4 separate regions of the Homo sapiens genome follow, and all the other regions are linked to region 3. A link is a loop called in an ENCODE intact Hi-C map of the cell type or tissue named here. Cell type or tissue: endothelial cell of umbilical vein. All regions are shown on one strand.

What was found. Peaks named below come from ENCODE experiments on the same cell type or tissue, not always from the same donor. Only the 100,000 strongest peaks of a DNase experiment are listed, where the experiment ranks them.
Region 1: it touches region 3 in a loop (2.8-fold over the local background); 2 of 110 quality-filtered maps call a loop at or near these places.
Region 2: a loop joins it to region 3, with 11 times the contacts of the local background. A loop is called at or near these places in 13 of 110 quality-filtered maps.
Region 4: a loop joins it to region 3, with 5 times the contacts of the local background. A loop is called at or near these places in 4 of 110 quality-filtered maps.

What each region holds. Positions count from the first base shown.
Region 1 is chr18:22,396,757-22,401,756 of GRCh38, reverse strand. No RefSeq gene overlaps it. Among named protein-coding and RNA genes, the nearest start is that of CTAGE1, 19 kb to the left of the region's middle. In endothelial cell of umbilical vein, no CTCF peak of the experiment used is centred here; DNase peaks (open chromatin) are centred at 1,626 and 3,106; H3K27ac peaks cover 2,208 bases.
Region 2 is chr18:22,449,957-22,454,956 of GRCh38, reverse strand. It overlaps LOC124904261 (a long non-coding RNA gene), which reads right to left and starts at 2,262. Exons shown (of 2, transcript XR_007066306.1): 1 at 1-2,262. RefSeq lists a silencer at 2,551-2,716. In endothelial cell of umbilical vein, no CTCF peak of the experiment used is centred here; a DNase peak (open chromatin) is centred at 2,676; H3K27ac peaks cover 663 bases.
Region 3 is chr18:22,280,847-22,285,846 of GRCh38, reverse strand. No RefSeq gene overlaps it. Among named protein-coding and RNA genes, the nearest start is that of GATA6, 110 kb to the right of the region's middle. In endothelial cell of umbilical vein, no CTCF peak of the experiment used is centred here; a DNase peak (open chromatin) is centred at 3,116; H3K27ac peaks cover 2,084 bases.
Region 4 is chr18:22,189,756-22,194,755 of GRCh38, reverse strand. All of the region lies in intron 6 of GATA6 (GATA binding protein 6), which reads right to left. Among named protein-coding and RNA genes, the nearest start is that of GATA6, 23 kb to the right of the region's middle. RefSeq lists an enhancer at 186-734. In endothelial cell of umbilical vein, no CTCF peak of the experiment used is centred here; DNase peaks (open chromatin) are centred at 475, 1,175, 2,535, 3,905 and 2 weaker places; H3K27ac peaks cover 4,692 bases.

The DNA of each region.
Region 1 (5,000 bases), 120 kb before region 3:
CAAATGTCTGTCCAGCCTGAGTAAATACTGGCCCAATCTTCACACTTCTTTGTATTCATGTCATCATAATGCCTTCCCACACTGGCTCGGGGCTTGGTCATTTGACTTGCTTTGGCCAATGGACAGTGGAAAAGTTGGTACCAGTAGTGCTCCTACAAGCAAGCACTTGCTTTTTTTGCTCTCTCTCTCTCGTCTGTGACTACCCCTCCAGGTGAGCCTGCCGAAGGATTTGAAGGACATGAGGAGAGCTGAGCCATCCTGGACAGGCCATCGCACTAGCCAGCCCCAGCCATTCTGCCAGCTGCACGCGCAAGCCCAGGTAGAATTGACTGAGCTTAACCCAGAGCCGCAGAGCTGCCCACCTGATCTATAAACGTGTATAAAATAATAAATGGTTGCTTTTTTCTTTCTTTTTTTTTTTGATGAAGTCTTGCTCTGCCACCGAGGCTAGAGTGCAGTGTCACAATCTCAGTTCACTGTAACCTTCACCTCCTAGGTTCAAGTAATTCTCCTGCCTCAGCCTCCTGAGTAGCTAGAATTACAGGCACATGCCACCACGCCTGGCTAAATTTTGTATTTTTAGTAGATACGGGGTTTCACTATGTTGGCCAGGCTGGTCTCGAACTCCTGACCTCAGGTGATCCACCCACCTTGGCCTCCCAGAGTGCTGGGATTACAGGCGTGAGCCACAGCGCCCTGCCAAATATTTGCTTTTTTAAGTCACCAAGCTTTAGTGTAGTTTTGCCAAACAGATTCCCAAAGGGTGACACCAACTGACACTCCACAAATGTCTGAAGATCTGAAGTTCCACATCCTCATCAGTACTTGATATCGATTACATTATATGATATTTCACTATTTCTGACCTGCAAAGATTGCAGTTTCATATGGTCCAATAAATTTATTTCATTTTAATTTTTCTTCTAAGTGTGTAATAAAATCAATTGAGGATTTAATTTGCATTTTCTTAATGACGAAGGATGTTGAGCACCCTTTCATTTGTTTATTAGTATATCCTCTTTTTTGAAGTACCTGTTCAAGGTTTTTTTCTATTTTTTTATGGGATTAACTGCCTTTTTTGCCACTAATTTGTAGGAATGAACACACACACACACACACACACACAGAGCCATGCTGGATACAAGCTCTATGTCACCACACATGTGTACAGACGTCTTCTCCCACTCTGGGACTTTTCCTTTCCACTTCCTTAATGGTACATCTTAATAAAGAAAAGTTATTACTTTTAGTATAATTCAATTTACCCATTTTAACCTTTACAGTTGTCAACACTTCTTTGCCTACCCCAAGATCATGTAGCTGTTCTTAAAAGCTTTGTTATTTTGCTTTTCACATTTAGATAAATGATGCACTTGGAATTGATTTTTTATGTATGATATGAGTAGGAGTCAGGATTCATCCTGGTCCCAAGTGGGTACCCAACTGACCTGGATGTTCATTGAAAAGGCAGTGGGTTGCAGAGTTTGGCTTGCATAGCTCTCACTGGGAGGCAGCACGGTGTCATCGGAGGAGTTCCTACTGGGCTCTAGTCCCAACTCTGCTACCAGCTCACTGGTTCTGTGACCCTGGGCAGGTCACCACAGCTGTCTCTGTTTACCCATATGTAAAATGAGGTTAAATTAGATCATCTTCATTGTTCCTTGCAGACGCATAAGATCAGGCAGAAGTGATGTCAGACTCCAAATATGACATGATTACTTCTGGGACCTCAGGGAGAGTATTTAACTTATCAGAGTCCCAATTTCCTTACCTAAAAGATGGGAGCAATTGTGCCCATATCTAGGGCTGCTGAAAAACAAGAAAGAAGATGTACATGAAGTTCTGTACTTGGCACATTATGTTGTTCAACAAAAGGTAACACTTGTGGTTGTTAATAGTCATTCTGGAAATATTAAGGAGAATTTGCCTTTATTTAATTTCAGTAAAAATGTAATTGGTGTCTCTAAACTTAATTACTAATTCAAATTTGTTTATGTTTGCTTGGCATGAAAGTTAAGTAGCCCTGTGAGGAGAACTTTGGTTTTGCCCCAACTTCTTTAGTCCTAAGAGATACTGTCCTGTAAAGAAGGCTAAAAATAAAGACAGAAGTTACACGGATATAAAATCAGCTTTCTCGAAATTGCTAACCATTAACCTTGAATTTAAAAGTTTTTCCTAAACACTTGTAGAACCCAGGAAAGAATGGAATGTCACAATTATACAGCCACGATGATAGTTGTCCGTGATGGATTATTAGTCTGAAATTATTAACTTTCCACAGACAAACCCAGGATTTCCCTGATTTCCTGACCCCCCGCCATTTAAGGTAGTACCCCTCCCTCATTCTTGTCTCACTCTGTTTTTCTTCATAGCAATTACAACTCCCTGACATATTTTCCTGTCTTTTTGTTAATTGTCTGTTTTCCCTTCAACTAGAACGTTAGCTCCATGGGAGCAGGAGCTTTGTTTAATTTACCTTGTATCTCAGCACCTAGAAGAATGCCTGGTACATGGCAGACATTCAGTAAGTATTGTGGAATAAATGAATGAAGGCAAAGTAGGAACCACATAAAATATGTATCAAAAGTAGTAATTATGTTCAATTAGGTCCATGCTACATTTAACATGACATAGAAATCAATAATGTATTTGGACTGCAGCACCTCTGTCAACCCCAAACTCCAATTCTTATAGATGTTCAGTAATAACACTACCACAAAAATATTAGCTCTGTTAATAATCAACACATTTTTCATAAGTGTGCCTTTGGGAACTATGAGAAGGAAATTGATATTTCCCACATATATATGCTGTCATTGTTTTTTTAAAGAGAAACTCTTCAATAAACACAATTACCGAAGGAGAAAATTATTTAAAAAGCTGGGTGTTTTGCAAATAAAAGTAGACATGGAAATCATGTTTTTATTATAAACAAATATTAAGTTTTACGTGTTGACTATTAAAAAGTTATTCAGTTTTTCCTTTACCAAAATAAATTGTTAATTAAGATAGACAAAAACCAGGAAACATTGAAGTTAGTCATTTAATTTCCTCACTTATTCAGAGCTGCCTGGAGTCATTTCCTGCAGGAATTCCATGTCTTCCCATTGAAGTGTTTCAGCAGCTGGTAACAAAATCATCCACACAGGCGGTGGGTGACACTCCAGGCTCCGATTGCAAATCAGGTTTTTATACTCACAATGGAACCAGATCGAGTTTAGAAATAAATCTAAATTCCTTCTAGAATGCTGTTTCTGCATTGCTCTAAGGGGGAATTTGGTCCAGTGGGAGGAATTGTAGACAAGGAAACCTGATTTCTACATTTGGCTCAGCACTAATTGTGTGACCTTAAATTTAACCTCCTGTGCACTAATAGCCTCGTCTATGTAAGGGTAATAACATTTAAATTTTACCTACCAAATTGTTTCTAAGATGGAAGAATCAGCCAAACTCAGCATGCAGCTATTTTTGTAGAAGTGCATGACTCCAATATATACTATTAATTTTTTTATTTTTAATTTTTAATTTTCTTAATATTTTTTGAGATGAAGTTTCACTCTTGTTGCCTAGGCTGGAGTGCAGTGGCACAATCTCAGCTCACTGCAACCTCTGCCTCCCTGGTTCAAGTGATTCTCCTCCTGCCTCAGCCTCCTGAATAGCTGGGATTTACAGGTGTCCACCACCACACCCACTTCACTTCTGTATTTTCAGTAGATACAGGGTTTCACCATGTTGGCCAGGCTGGTCTCAAACTCCTGACCTCAGGTGATCCACCCACCTAGGCCTCCCAAAGTGCTGGGACCACCGTGCCCAGCCCATATAAATTATTAATGACAACAACACTCAAGTCTTAAGAATAGAGACCTTGTCCAATAGTTTTTAGGATAGAGACCTTCATAGGATTAAACCGTGGCCAAAGCAATGCAGTAGATGACCTGGAAATCAGATAAAACTATGTCTTTTGCAGTATCATAAGAAAATTGGTAACTGTTCTTTACAGATCTGAAATGTACAAGCTTTTTTCTCATTCCTAAGTTGCTTATGTGGGAAACAGAAGCCAGTAAGTAGATCACACCATTAATTTTTGGGAAGAATAGCAAGGGATTTGATTAAACACACCCAGTGTAACTATACCGGGGGTGGGGGTGTGGGAGGATGGAACTAAAGTTCTGTAGATTGAGTGTTTGCATGCCCTAAAATTCATATGTTGAAATCCCAACCCGCTATGTGATGCACTGGGAGGTGGGACTCTTGGGAGGTGATCAGGTCACGAGGGGCCAACATGGAGTTAGTGCCCTTATAAAAGAAGCCCCAGAGAGCTCCCTCATGTCTTCCACCACATAAGAACACCATCTATGAACCAGGAAGCAAGCCCTCATTAGACATTGAATCTGCCAATGCCTTCCCAGCCTCCAGAACTGTGAGAAATAAATGTGTGTTGTTTATAAGCCACCCAATTTATAGTATTTTTCTATAGCAGTCCAAATGGACTAAGACAGAAATGTACAACTTTTTCTTGTCCAAACATTTTCTTGATTGGACCAGTCAACCAGATGAGAAAGCTGAGTTGTTTCATATTTTGGCTAGCAATAACTGCACCAGTACTTCTTGATTGGAAAATAATCTACAGGCATGATTACTGAGCATATGATGAATTCTGGGTATATAGAAATGTTTCTCAAATATTGAGGTAGGTTGACTCTCTGTAACACTTTTATTTTAATTTTGTGTTCATTTGAATGGTAAGCTGAACAAATTTTTTTTTCTGAGATGGAATCTCACTCTGTCAACCCAGGCTGGGGTGCAATGGTGCGATCTTGGCTCAATGCAACCTCTGCCTCCCAGGCTCAAGCAATTCTCCTGCCTCAGCCTCCCACGTAGCTGGGACTACAGGTGCCCGCCACCATGCCCGGCTAATTTTTTTTTTTGTATTTTTAGTAGAGATGTGGTTTCACTATGTTGGCCAAGCTGGTCTTGAACTCCTGACCTCATGATCTGCC
Region 2 (5,000 bases), 170 kb before region 3:
AAAATCATTTATGCCAATAAAACTTGGAAGTGTTGAAAGAATCCCAAAAGAGCAGGCATCTTAGACGCGGTGCCACCTTGTTGCCTGTAACTGCAGTCCCGGTTCCACTCTGTTAATCCTTTCAAAGCAAAACTGCACAACTGGGACTCTCATGGATACTACTACAACTGAAGGCTGGAAAGAGGAGCCAGGCATGAGTTTGCTGTGAGTAAAAAAGTAGGAAGTAGCAAAGGTACTTAGCTGAGAGATTTGGGGACTGAGAGCTTAAATTAATATGATCAAGAAAATAATGAGTCTCCAAATGAACAGCTACTGGCCAGGAGACCCTAAAATAAAATGCTGTTATTTATTTAAGGTTCAATCATCTTACCTGGGATTGCAGATATCTGCACAAGATGGGCTGCTTGGCATGGCTGGAAGCCCTGGAGCTGCCACCAAGCAGTGGGCACTGGGTACACGGATGGGGAAATCACCATGTGCTGGGTCCCACATCAGCTTTACAGGAACTGTCTCATATGACCCTCACGGAACTCCAGGAGTCAGGTGCAGTGGCTATCATCCCATTTTATGAAAAGGGAAACTGAACTCAGGGATATGAAGTAACCTGACCAGGGTCATACAGCGTTGGGATTCACACTCCAGCACGGGGACTCTGGGGTCACCCTCCTAGCCTCCTGCAGGTGGACCTCAGCAACCCAGAAAGAGGGCACAGCAATGTGTTGAAAGTGAGCTTGGATGATAGTTACCTGTGCCCTGTCCTGGGCTCAAGATATACCAAGGCTGGGGAGAGTGCATTTCCGGCTTCACCATGGCAGGTGCAGGTGTGGATATTCCAGTAGGTTCCCGGTGAGGGGGACAATGTGGACCAGTAAGGTATGTGTGCAGCACAGACATCCACTTACAGCAACAGGGATGGCCCTGCCTATCCCTACACACACCTCTTTCCTCTTTACCAAGTTCACCTCTTCCAAATTTCATGGCTAAACATTCTTACCTCCCCACTTGCCCTCCCCTCCCACCTGACCCCCTAAATCCTGACTCCCCAGCTAGAGCATCTTCCTTTCTGGTACCTGTGCACCCAGATTTCCAGTTGCAACTTGATCTTACTTTCTCCTTGTTCTGTGAAAGCTGCTGACACAGGGGCTTGCCACTGTCATACCCTTATGCCCCAAATCCTGGCTTCAAGTCCAGCTTTTCTTCAGATAGGACCACAATTAAACTACAATAGAAGAAAAATAACTTAATGCTAAATAGAAGTAGCATTCTTTTTCTTAAAATTCCATCAACTTTAGTGTCAGTCTGACTCCTGAAACTTCTCATGAAACTCGTATATTTTCTGTAGTTGGTATAGTAGTCATTCTGATCGCTTTAGATTTCTCTCTTCCAACTGGGTTTTTGCAACTTGGAGATCAAGATTATTGCACAACAGCATTAACAGCTAATAAATCGGGCTCCTCCTTGCCATTTTTCTGAGCAGGGCTGATGGAGCCAAGGCTCTACAGAACAGGGGGAGCCTTATTCTGAGGCTGACGCTTTACTTGGGTTCTAAGGCCAGGATTCCATGTAAGAGCCATGCTGCTCCTGATGAGGGACGTGGGCCTGAGATTCACCACAGTATAGGTCTATAATCTTTTTTCTGAAACCTTTTAAACCAACATGATTTAGAATTGTCCAGATTTCAGAGAAGAAATGTGTACATACTGCATATTATGTAACATCCCCTATTGGGGTCTGGAGTAGCATCCCCTAATCAAACATATTTATATTTCTGCAGCTAAATATTTAACTATAACTATACAACATAAATAGTCTAGTAGCAATTCAGTTCAGCTTTAACTGTCAAATGAGTTTAGATCCGACCAGTCTTTGTTGTCAAATGAGTTACCAAAACCCTTTCGGTTTTCAATTTTTTTGGATCTGGGATTTTATAGAGAAGAGATTGTGAGCCTGTAAATGCAAATAGCTGCCATTTATTGAGCATGCCTATGTTCTGGTGTAATCCCAAAAAGAGCCTGCACGGGAAGGCACTGTTCTTTGCTTCATGTCACAGATGAGGATGCTTCCATGTAGAGAGGTTGGGAAGATTCCCTGAGGGCACAGAGGTAGGATGAGTTCAAATCTGCTGGAGACCAATGCAAGACATGTGCTCTTGCCACTAAGATGTCCTCTCCCTAAGAAAATAACAAGCTTGGCTGGGCACAGTAGCTCACTCCTGTTAATTCCAGTGCTTTGGGAGGCCGAGGTGAGAGGATCCCTTGAGCCCAGGAGTTTGCAACCAGCGTGGGCAACAAAGAGGCCCAGTTTCTACAAAAAATAAAAAATAAAAAAATGCTGACTCTGGTGGCACATGCCTGTAGTATCAGCTACTGGGGAGACTGAGGTGGGAGGATTGCTTAAACCCAGGAGTTCGAGGCTGCAGTGAGCTATGATCGCACCACTGCACTCCAGCCTGGGAAACAGAATGAGACTGTAGAAAGAGAAAAGAAAAGAAAGAAAAGAGAAAAGGAAAGAAGAAAAGAAAGGAAAAGGAGGGGAGGGGAGGGGAAGGGAAGGGAGGGGAGGGAAAGAACTGGCTTGACAGATGGCCCGTCCCTCTAGGTGACCGCTTCCTTTATCTCAGGCCCCGTGCCCCTTGTTGCAAGCTGTCCTCCCTTAGCGTTAGCTCCAAGGGCTGTCAGGTGGACATGGATCCCCTGCCGTTTACGCAGGGCCTCTCTAGTTTTATTTTTAAAATCGTTTAGTGCCCCAGCCAAGCTGGGGGTGAGACTGGGTCTGGGGGCCTTCTTATTCCAAACCTAGTGCAGCATCTTGTGCCACTTGGCAGCTCCTGGAGGCTTTGTGACTCAATCAACACAAAAGGAACCTGTGGCTGATTTAGCTTCTGCTCTCCAAACCCTCCCTGGAGGAGCCCACCGCTGTTTTCATCTCAGCGGTCAGGAGACTTTGGCCAAAAGGAGAGCTGACCTGGTCTGACTATCGGCTCCCCCTTTGGGTGACCTTCAAGCAAACTTTCACTTACCCTCTTTTTTCTTCCTGTCCTCGCCTATAAAATGGGAGCCATGGGAATACTCCCATGGAGTCGTTCTGCAGAGGAAGTGAATTAGCTGAGCGAACCCCTGACTGCTCATGGTCTCCACTCGAAACACAAAGGCCCCCACCCCTTGGTGCTGCAGTGTGAAGTCCTAACTCCAATAAGGCTTACAAATGCTAGTGGTTTTTTTTGTTTTGTTTTGTTTTGCTTGTTATAATTTCAACTTTTATTTTAGATACAGGGGGTACATGTGCAGGTTTGTTACGGGAATACTGTGTGATGCTGAGGTTTGAGGTACAAATGATCCTGGCACCCAGAAAGTGAGCATGGTACCCAAGAGTTTTTCAACCCTTGTCCCCCTCTCTTCAGCCCCCCAATAGTCCCCAGTGTCTATTATTCCCATCTTTAGGTCCATGAGTACCCAATGTCTAGCTCCCACTTATAAGTGAGAACATGTGGTGTTTGGTTCTCTGTTCCTGTGTTAATTTGCTTAGGATAATGGCCTCCTGCTGCATCCGTGTTGCTGCAAAGGACATGACTTTGTTCTTTTTTTTTTTACGGCTTTGTAGTATTCCATGGTGTATATGCACCACATTTTTTTCACTTTTATTTTAAGTTCAGGGGTACAAGTGCAGGTTTATTACATAGATAATCTTGTGTCGTAGGAGTCTGTTGCACAGACTATTTCATCACCCAGGTATTAAGCCTAGTACCCATTAGTTATTTTTGCTACTCCTCTCCCTCCTCCCACCCTCCCCCCTCTGAAAGGCCCCAGTGTGTATTGTTCCCTCTATCTGTCCATGTGTTCTCATCATTTAGCTCCCACTTATAAGTGAGAACATACAGCATTTGGTTTTCCGTTCTTGTGTTAGTTTACTAGGGACAACGGCCTCCAGCTCCATCCATGTCCCTGCAAAAGACATGATCTTGTTCTTTTTTATGGTTGCATAGTATTCCATGGTGTATATGTACCACATTTTCTTTATCCAGTCTATCTCTGATGGACACTTAGGTTGATTCCATGTCTTTGCTATTGTGAATGGTGCTACAGTGAACATGCACATGCATGTGTCTTTATAATAGAATGATTTGTATTCCTTTGGGTATATACCCCGTAATGGGATTGCTGGATCAAATGGTATTTCTGTCTTTAGGTCTTTGAGGAATCGCCACACTGTCTTCCACAGTGGCTGAACTAATTTACACTCTCACCAACAGTGTATAGTGTTCCTTTTTCTCCACAACCTTGCCAGCATCTGTTATTTTTTGACTTTTTAATAGTAGCTATTCTGACTGGTGTGAGATGATATCTCATTGTGGTTTTGATTTGCATTTCTCTAATGATTAATGATGTTGAGCTTTTTCCCATACGTTTGTTGGCCACATGTATATCTTCTTTTGAGAAGTACCTGTTCATGTCTTTTGCTCACTTTTTAATGGGGCTGTTTTTTTCTTATAAATTTAAGTACCTTAAAGATGCTGGATATTAGACCTTTGTTGAATGCTTAGTTTGCAAACATTTTCTTCCATTCTGTTGGTTGTGTGTTTACTGTGTTGATATTTCTTTTGCTGTGCAGAAGCTCTTTAGTTTAATTACATCCCATTTGTCAATTTTAGCTTTTGTTGCAATTGCTTTTGGCATCTTTGTCATGAAATCTTGGCCCATGCCTATGTCCTAAATGGTATTGCCTAAGTTGTCTTACAGGATTTTTATAGTTTTGGATTTTACATTTATGTCTAATCCATCTTGAGTTAATTTTTGCATATCATGTAAGGAAGGAGTCTAATTTCAGTCTTCTACATAAGGCTAGCCAGATATCCCAGCCTCATTTATTGAATAGGGAATCCTTTCCCCATTGCTTGTTTTTGTCAGGTTTGTTTAAGATCAGATAGTTTTAGGTGTGCAGTCTTATTTCTGGGTTCTCTATTCTGTTCTATTGGTCTATGTGTCTGTCCTTGTACAAGTACC
Region 3 (5,000 bases):
TATAAATTCTGTATCTAGCTAAAATTTTTTTTCAAAAGTAGCGTATCATCTTCCACTTTCAAATCCTGCTCTCTTCCTCTTTTATTCTAAAAAAATACCCCAAATTAGTGACACCCCCATCCACTCAGTTGCCTAATCAAGATACCCGGAAGTCATCCTGGACTTCCCCTTCCCCTCACTTCCCACTCCCAGCAGTCACAAGTCCTGCTGAGTTAACCTATAATTCTTTTCTCCTCCAATGAAAATATATATTCAATCAACAGTATCCCATGGCCTCCAGGCTGGAGGTCAAAGTCTCCATGATCAGCCTTTCTTTCTAGGCTATTTGCCCACCATTCCCAGATTTACACATTCCATTCTGGCAAAGTGAATTCCCCATGGTTGCCCAATGACCCTGCTGTTTCTCACTTCCATGCCTTTCTCATGCCAGGAGCCCTCCCCAACCCAGTCACTACTTTTGGCACATAAGTTCTTTCAGGTGCCCATTATCATTCCATTTTCTAGGCTGGCTTGTGACTGTCATTTATGTGTCTGTTTCCTCCCACTCTTCAGGGACTGTGTCTTGCCTCTGCATAACCAGCACCTGGCTTGGCACATAGCAGATGCTCAAGAAATATTCACCAAGTACATGGAATGAATAGTTGCATATGTAATATGTATATCTGAATAGTTCAGAAGTTAGAGATATAAAACACAACAGACAAAAGAGTAAAAACGAGAAACAAATTTGTTTTTAAAACTTTTGCATTGCTTTGGATCCAGAGCACAGAACCAGTCTTTTGTTCTTCCCACAAATCAGTGGCATAGAGCCAATACATCGGATTGCTTTTGCTTCCTGAATAATCAGAGTAAACATCTATTGCATTGCTTATTAAATGCAGGTGCTAAATGCTACAACAGGGATTGTCTCATCTAATCCACAAAATTACCCTATTAGGTAAGAACTATTGTTACATTTGAGGAAACTGAGGCTTAGTAGAATTAATATGTTATCGGTGGAGCTGGGATTTGGAATCTGATATCTGACTCAAAGTTCATGCTCTTAACCATCATAATTTCCATGGGAGTTAGGGTCAGAAGGTAGCCTATTGGTGAAAACATGTAGAGTTGAAATTAGTTTTGGAAATATCTTTTCATCAGGAATCTGTACCTTTTTGGCAGGAAGTTAGAACACATTAAAATTCATAGGCATATACTCATAGTCTGAGTCTTCCAGGCACAAGTCAAAAGCCATTTCAATCTTTTCTAAAATCTTATACATATTTAACTGGGTGTGGTGTCTCATGCCTGTAATCCCAGCACTTTGGGAGGCCGAGGCGGGCAGATCACCTGAGGTTGGGAGTTTGAGACCAGCCTGACTAACATGGTGGAACCCCGTCTCTACTAAAAATACAAAATTAGCCAGGCGTGGTGTCACATGCCTGTAATCCCAGCTACTTGGGAGGCTGAGGCAGGAGAATCTCTTGAACCTGGGAGGTGGAGGTTGCAGTGAGCTGAGATTGTGCCGTTGCACTCCAGCCTGGGCAACAAGAGCGAAACTCAGTCTCAAAAAAAAAAAAAAAAACTTATACATATCTGATGTATCTCCTTAACAATCTTTTTATTATTACTTTATTTATTGTTCTATAACAATAAATGTATTGGGGTACAGGTGGTATTTGGTTACATGAGTAAGTTCTTCAGTGGTGATTTGTGAGATCCTGGTGCACCTATCACCTGAGCAAATCAGTAAGAAAAAAACAAACGATCCTGTCAAAAAGTGGGTTAAGGACATGAATAGACAACTCTCAAAAGAAGATGTACAAATGGCCAACAAACATATGAAAAAATGCTCAACATCACTAATGATTAGGGAAATGCAAATCGAAACCACAATGTGATACCACCTTACTCCTGCAAGAATGGCCATAATCAAAAAATCAAAAAACAGTAGATGTTGGCATGGATGCGGCGATCAGGGGACACTTCTACACTGCTAGTGGGAAGGTAAACTTAGCAACCATTTTAGTACTTAATGCCACAGCTTCACGATTTTTTTTTCTCTCTCAGATCTTTATGACCCCTGTTAGACTGGGCAAACCCATAACTGTGAACCACGTTGGAAATGGACATCTCCTCTCTCAGGAAGCTCAGCATAGCCAGCTCTTACACTGGAATTGAAACTAATCACCGAGCATTACATGAAGATGATGACTCGCATGTAGGAGCCATGCTGTGTGGGGATCAAAACTGTTAGACTCACACTCAGCACAGTGAGATTACACTGAGAGCCTGTGAGAGAGCCCAATTGTGGGGCCAGCAGATTCCTATACCCCCATCCCATCTTCTTGTGGGAACTTGGACTGAGTCATAGGCCTAATTGCCAGGTCCACTTAAATGGCCCCCTCCTCACCCATGTGTGTGCCTATTTGAGTTCATGTAAGTAAATATACAGACAGAATGATACCATTGATCAGGACCCTCTCATTGCCCTGAAGTTCAGGACATCTGATATAGGCAATAATATTCATTTTCATTTTGACATCTCTCTTAGGGAAATGGCCTGACACATAGTCCTTCCTGACCTCTGACCTAAACCCCTTAATCTATGTCATAAAATGGTCTCTATCTGCCTGATTCTTCTCAGTGGTAGAGAACTGAAGCCTCAACCCCAGTGGCTCAAAAGAGGTACTTGCAATTCCTAAAACTTACATGTGCAGTCTGTATCTCTTTCTTTTGCAATAATAAGATTAAATCAGATGCTTGCAAGGTCCCTGAACCATCAATAGGAATATAGATAGACATAGATAGATACTTAGGTAGATAGACAAATAGACAGGCAGATAGACACAGAACTAAAAATCTGAACCAATAAATGCTTTTTAAATTCCTTTGAGAAAGTTTAAGAAAGCCCATTCTTTTCTCATGGGAAATTATGACTCAGGCCTTTTTTTTTTCTGTTTACACTAAGTACGTTATGGCTAAACTCTAATTAACTTTAGGTAAAAGAGGTCAAGAATGAAAGAGCTGAATTAACATAGAGGAATCATTAACTCTCACAGAGCACAAAGAGTACAATGGAATCTACTATATGGTTTTTTTTCTTTTGGTGGACATAGTAGCTTAGCAACACGTATTTACTTCCTGTTATAAGAAAGATGGGTCCTATCAAATGAAGAGTTCCTGCATGATGAATCATACATGAGGCCACAGTTTTTCTTTGTAATTGAATAGCGTTCTAGAAGATCGTCACAAGCTAGAAGATCGTCACAAGTCATTCTCTTACAGGAAAAGTATATGTCAATAACAAGATTGAGTATAGAAACGGAAAGTGCTCCAACAACAAGCTCAAAGACCCAAGCAGAACCATTCCAAAGCTACTCAAGGTGTGGCTGGTGCTGGTTCTCAGTGCCACTGCCACTGGTCCCAGCTCCAGGAGCCTGCCCTGCAGGGGAAGTAGCTGGCTCCCCAGAGACTCATGGCTTTGGGTCAGGCCACAATGCGCCAAGGTGCAATGGGGCTGCGCCTCCTCACTCCACACACTCCCCTGCTGGGCAAGCTGCATTCTTCAGGCTTCATTGTTTTGGGTTTTTTTAATTGTTTTGAGTTGTTTTTGTTGTTTTGAGACAGGGTCTCACTCTGTCTCCCAGGCATGAGTGCAGTGGTGTGATCTCGGCTCACTACAGCCTCAATTTCAGCCTCCCGAGTAGCTGGGACCACATGTGTGAACCACCATGCCCAGCTAATTTTTTGTATTTTTTTGTAGAGACAGTTTTGCCATATTGCTCAGGCTGGTCTCAAAGTCCTGAGCTCAGCAATCTACCTCCCAAAGTGCTGGGATTACAGGCATGAGCCATCATGTCCAGCTCGGCTTTGTTGTTTTAAACTCTTGTATGTGTTATGTCTGTATGTGTTAACTGTGGTTAAATACACATAATATAAAATTTACCATCTTAATCATTTTTAGATATAGAGTTCAGTGACGTTAATTCTATTTAATTGTTGTGCAGCCAATCTCCAGAACCCTTTTTGTCTTGCAAAACTAAAATTCTATACCCCTTAAACATTAATTCCGGAGCTGTTCCTCTCACCCCCTGACAACCATCCTCTACTTTCTATGTCTATGAATTTGACTTCTCTAGGTACCTCATATAAGGAGCATATGGTATTTGTATTCTTGTGACTGGCTTATTTCACTCAGCTTGAGGTTCTCAACTTTCATCCATGTTGTAGCATGTGTCGGAATTTCCTTCCTTTTTCTTGCTGAATAATATTCCATGTGTTATAATTGTTTCGTCTTATCCGTAGAATATTTGTGCAAGGTGAGGGAAGTAAGAGGCTGATTATGTAATTTTCCCACCTCTCCCAACCCCTGTGGGATGTACTTGATACCTGGGATATAACTTTGTTTCTATCGCTAACAAGGCCACAGAAACTCCAGAAGAAAAATCCCTTGTACGAAATGTTGTGAGGACCAGAGGTTAAGCCACAGATTCTAACCTGGGGTCCGTGGATCCTTAATGAGCCCATGGTAGGGCTCTGAGAAGTTTGTGGTCTGCCTGAAACTATATCCAAAACTGTGTGTTTTTGCTTTCTTCTGTGGAAAGAAAGAGTCCTTAGTTTTTATCATATTTTAAGAGAGTTTTTGACCCCCAAATGCTAAACATCATTGGTCTAAACAGTACTTCACTAAGGTTGAACTGAGATATGGGATGAATTGTCATTGTTCCCTTCCATCTCATTACACAGCTCCAGGATGTTGCAGTCCTTAGAAACACCTACCACATAGACGCTGACCCTGTACCTCCAACCCCTAGAGCACCCGCTCTCCAGAGGGTTGTTGAGAGGGTCATGGATGCAGCTGTGCTTGGTCTCATTATTCCTCACAGTCCCTAATAAATTATTTCTGCAATGCCGGAAAAAAATACGACAATCAAAATGTTTTTACCAGATTTAATTTCAAAATACTGCCATAATGAGAGGTAGAAAAGATACACCCAGGTAGAAAAGCATGGTCCCCC
Region 4 (5,000 bases), 91 kb after region 3:
TGCCTACTGAGAATCAACACGATGTGTGTGTGTTGGGAGGGGGGGGCGGAGGGGGGAAATCAGAGAAAAATATACTATGATCCTGGACCTAATACACACACATACAAACACACGTATAAATTTCAATTGGTTGATATATTTTCCCACAAATAATTCAACCCTTCAAAGGACTTTAGTTCAGATCGCAGACATCACAACCCTGCAAAAGCAGGCACTTCACTAACCTAGACCAACCTAAACAAACGTTCCTGAACAAAAGGGAGGGAGAGCTCCGGAATGCCCACAGCTCAACCATCCTCCCTCCTTTCGGCAGGCAGCACAGGCCAGGCGGAGGTCCCTGCTCTCTCCCTGATCAAAGTGCAAGGAGGGTGGAGCAGAAATCGGCTCTGTGTTTCCATTCAAGGCTTATCTGCCCTCCACCCTCCCACAGACAACTGAAAATGGAGGCACTTCCTGTTGAAAGAATGTGTTATCAGGGCCAGACCCAGCCTGGGCTTAGCACTGAAAGCTGGCCGGGTTAGGTGGGAGACAGGCAGAGCAGCTGGGCTGGAAAACTCCCTCTTAAAGGAGTAAATGACTTCAGGGAGAGCTTGGGCTGCTACAGATTGGGACATGGAAAATATCCGCTAGCCTGAGAAGTAGCCACAGTTCATCTTTAGATCACCTAGAATTTTTTTTTTTTTTTCCTGTGAGGAGCCTTCACTCATTTTTGGACACATATCTGAAAAGTCAAAGATTTCTGATTGGATCAACTCATGGAGACAAATGCCCAGCAGTGTCTCTGTTTTCCTTCATTTCGCACATCCCATAATGGGGAGGGCAAGAGACAGCTTCTGATGGGAAGGCAACACAGCCGAGAAAAGGAAACCCTGAAAGGGCGTAGCCTTTTCCAAAGAAAAACATGGGTTCTTCGGCTTGTGGATTACATGCATAAATTTCCTTTGAGGAAGAAAACCAGAGAGGAGTGTACGGGGCATGCTCTATCTTCCTTGCTGGAATCTCTCTTCATGCAGTTTCGGTCTGAGGAAAGAAAACACTGCGCCCCAGGCAGGCTGAAGGACGACTGTGTGATCCTTCCCAGAGCAGAAGACTTTGATGGTGATCACATGCCTCCTTCACTGCAAGGCAGACTGTCGGCTCCCCCAGCCTCTGATCCGTCCTTCCTACACATCTGAGTGAGACTGTGCTTACGGCTTTTTCTTGTGTGAGGGGAAGCCAGCCGTCCCTCACTGCCAAAGCTCTTCTCTGCTTTTGTAACCTCTAGGTTAGACTCCTGTGGTGCTTTATAGCTGCCTTCCTCCAAAGAGGAATTAAAAACTTTGTATAAATTCCAACAAAGGGGAAATGCTTTCCTGCAAATCGTAACTTCCACTATATAAACTACGATCATTTCAGTTTGGCTGGAGGTAACAGAGGACCAGATACAAAGTGACAGTAATAGTTTAGAAGGTGACACATGAAAGACACATGAACACACACAAATTCTGTCTCCACCAGGACATGTGAAAACCAATCACAATGAAACTCTCGAATTCTTAACAGCTTAATAAAACAAAGGAACATGGACACCTTTTCTCTAGAGAGAGAGTCACCGTCACCTCAACTGATGACCTAACTATTCAGCAGAATAGTTTTGTATATTTAATTCGGCAAACAAATTCCTTACTGGAAATTTCACCGGCTGCTCCCCCACTCTGCCCCAACCCATACCCCTCTCGCCCCTTCTAGGCCTGAGTAGGCAAGGTTATAGCCACACCAAGGGATGCTGCCCTTTTCAAGAAGACGAAAGCAATTCTATGCACATAATCTATTCTGGACAAAAGAGCAAATTGCTTTATGTATCTGTGCACACTCAACAGCAAGCATGTTGTGGTGAAGAAAGGCGCCAAACTTTATAAGTACTCTGGGATTATCACCAAAATACTCATGTACAAATATAAATTGCAAGGGAGAGGGTTTGTCCCACAACTTGAAGTCAATGAGGACCCTAAAGAAAAAGCTTATCTTCTAAATGAATCAGAATGAATTACACTATTCTAATCTTCAAATTAAGTGGGACAGAATCCTGAGGCAAGATTTAAAACCTGGTGAATTATGATCTTAATTTTTATAACAAAACTGACTTTTCAGGAGATGGATGAGCATCTTAATCTCTCCATCTTAATTACAGAAAACATACCAAGAAGCATTTACAATGCACTTAAACCACAAAAAGCATTAGGAAAGTACTAAGTATCAGAAGGAATAAAAAATTTGCTATCAGTGAAATACAAATCTCTAAAATGTGGTTACTTTCTTAACACAATAACTCTACGTCTCTAAATTTCCCCATTAAGAAAGTGAGGATCTTATTCTAATATCTTGGGATGAAAAAAAATGCCACGCAAATAAAGCTGATTACTATTAACTTCCAAGACCCGTATTTAAGTAGTGCTATTCTTCTTAAACTTCAAAGAGGTCTCCAGGCATCTCCCACTCACTCTACACAATACTCCTAAGGACCAGATGGTAGGAATTACTTTTCCCCTTTAGTAGAAGGAGGAAAACAGAGGCTTTACAGAACCTTGGCAGCTTGCTATACTCACACAGACAGAGCTGGAGCTAGCGCCTGGCTGCTGGAATCTGTTTCCTCCCAGCTGCTAATCCGTGAACCCCCAGAATAAACTTTTGACCATATTCAGGCTTCACCACGAATCAAGCAACTAAATTTAATGAGAGCTTTAAATGTAAAATACTTGTGTTTAATAAAATAAAAATATGGTTCTGCAGCATGTGGCCCAGCTCTGGTGAAACCGTGCCAGGCCAACAACCAAAACAGGCAGCACACCATCAAGTCGGATCATGATTTAAGCATCGTCAGATGTTGACTTGGAACCGTTTACTCGTAAGACCCCAACAGGACATTAGAATCAATGCCTAGTTATGTATTTGTCCAAATCATTCTTAAAATATGAGGTCAATAAAATAATGTCTTTGTGCTCAGTCTCACAAATTCTGAGTACTGGGCCTTTAAAAAAGCCTGATGTGATGGGTAGCTGAGTGGTGAATTGTCACATTGCCAACACCTGTCTATGGAGATGCTTTTTTAAATTATTAAAATTTCAGAGAAAATTAACAGGTAGGTCTAAACATGAACAGAACTAACAGATTGTACTTAATTCATATCCACTGGATCTTCATACTGCTAGTAACTCTTCTGGCAGACACCCATGAAATGCATAATAAATTACTTTTGTTCCAGTAAAGGAATTCGTTTTCTTCGAAGATTCATTTAGCAATAACCTTTCAGAGCAATCTAAGCCAGATTTCTTAAATTTGGCCATGTTTTCCCGTAACATTATTTCATGTTTTCTGACAATTTTGTATATTCTTATAGAGGCGTTGGGGGGGCGGGTGGGAGAAAACTGCAAAGAATCTGTAATTTGCAAAGAAGAGCTGTATTCTGGGATGAGGCTATAAGAAATGGTGAATAACTTCTGCCCACACTTATTCTTTATCCAGTATTCTGGCTATCAGATAGTGATAATGAGTCACTTATTAAATAAACCACAATTCTGTGATAAATTATGTGGACATATGTTACAAACTATTTAAAGCTTTACTGTTTCCTAATGTACAAAGCCATTGGATATTGATGTAGCACACAATGCATTTTTAAACTACTTCTTACCATCCTCCCTGTCACACACACACACACACACACACACACACACACACACACACGAGATTTAAAAAAAAAAAAAAAGGAAGTCTAGAAAAAGCCTTGAGATCAGAATGAAAGTATGCAAATCCGCATGCTTGAACATTCCCTGCCGGGGTGACGTGTGACTTTCACGCAAAGGCCAATGTGGTCAGACAAGAACGTGAGTTATTAGAAGGGGCTGTGAACATAGAAAGAAAGGGAGCCTGGCACATAGGGAGCATGAAGATAAAATGCCAACAAAATATTTATGTTCATGGCTTGTAGCATGTGGCAAGTGGGATATTAATAACTGTGATGATTGGTCAACTCCCTGGGAGTGGTAACAGCCCTGGACTGGGAGGCAGGAGACGTCGGTTCCAGTCCCGGCTTCAATACTGGCTTGTTTTGTGACCTTAAGGAGTCACTCCGGATCTTGGTTTATAAATGAGGCAATAATAATACCTAACCACATAACTCTCTCACAGACCCTTTGGGAGATTAATGATTTTTTAACCCCTTTGCTACTCATTTAGAAAAGAGTGTTTTGGACGATAGACTGAAAAAAAAAACAGGCACTTCACTATTAAGAAATGCTTTTTCAGTAATTTCTTCATAAACATTCATTGAAGACAATTTTAACATTCTGAAAAGTTCCAAAACAGCATTTGTTTGTGTATGGATTTAAATCGCAGCATTAGAAGGATTTCAGTATGGCAATCTTGTGTTTCTCTTAAAAGAACCTTGTTATAACCACATTAGGTATGTCAACAAAAGTAATTTTTACTACTTTTTTTTTAACTTAATGTTACCCAACTGCCATATTCTTAGTACCATTACACATTTGATTTCTAAGTATAACATTGATAAGAAAATTTGCATTAACTGTCTTAAATACATTCTTGGTCAAGAGCAAATAACTTCTCACAGTTTTCCCACCTGTTTCAGTGGGAGGATATGTGATGCTAAAATTATTAATCAAACTAGTCCAATTTCTTTAAGAAAACATTCTTTCTTCTCTCTGAAGATTTCAAAGAAATGAACTAATATCGCATATTAATCTAACACGCTGTAGTGGCAACAACACTGACCGCATCAGCCAGACCTGCGGCCAACGTGAAACCACGCGTCTCAATTTGACACGTGACCTTGGAACTGTTCTTTACCTTCTGCATCTCACTTAGAAGGAGGAGTAAAAAATAAAATGTATCTAAAACACCTGGCACATAAAAGGTACCTGATAGAAACTAATTTCCTGCCTCCCTATGTTCACTATCTTATAAGTGAGTGAGTATTAGGAAAGGGAAAAACTTCCTCAAAG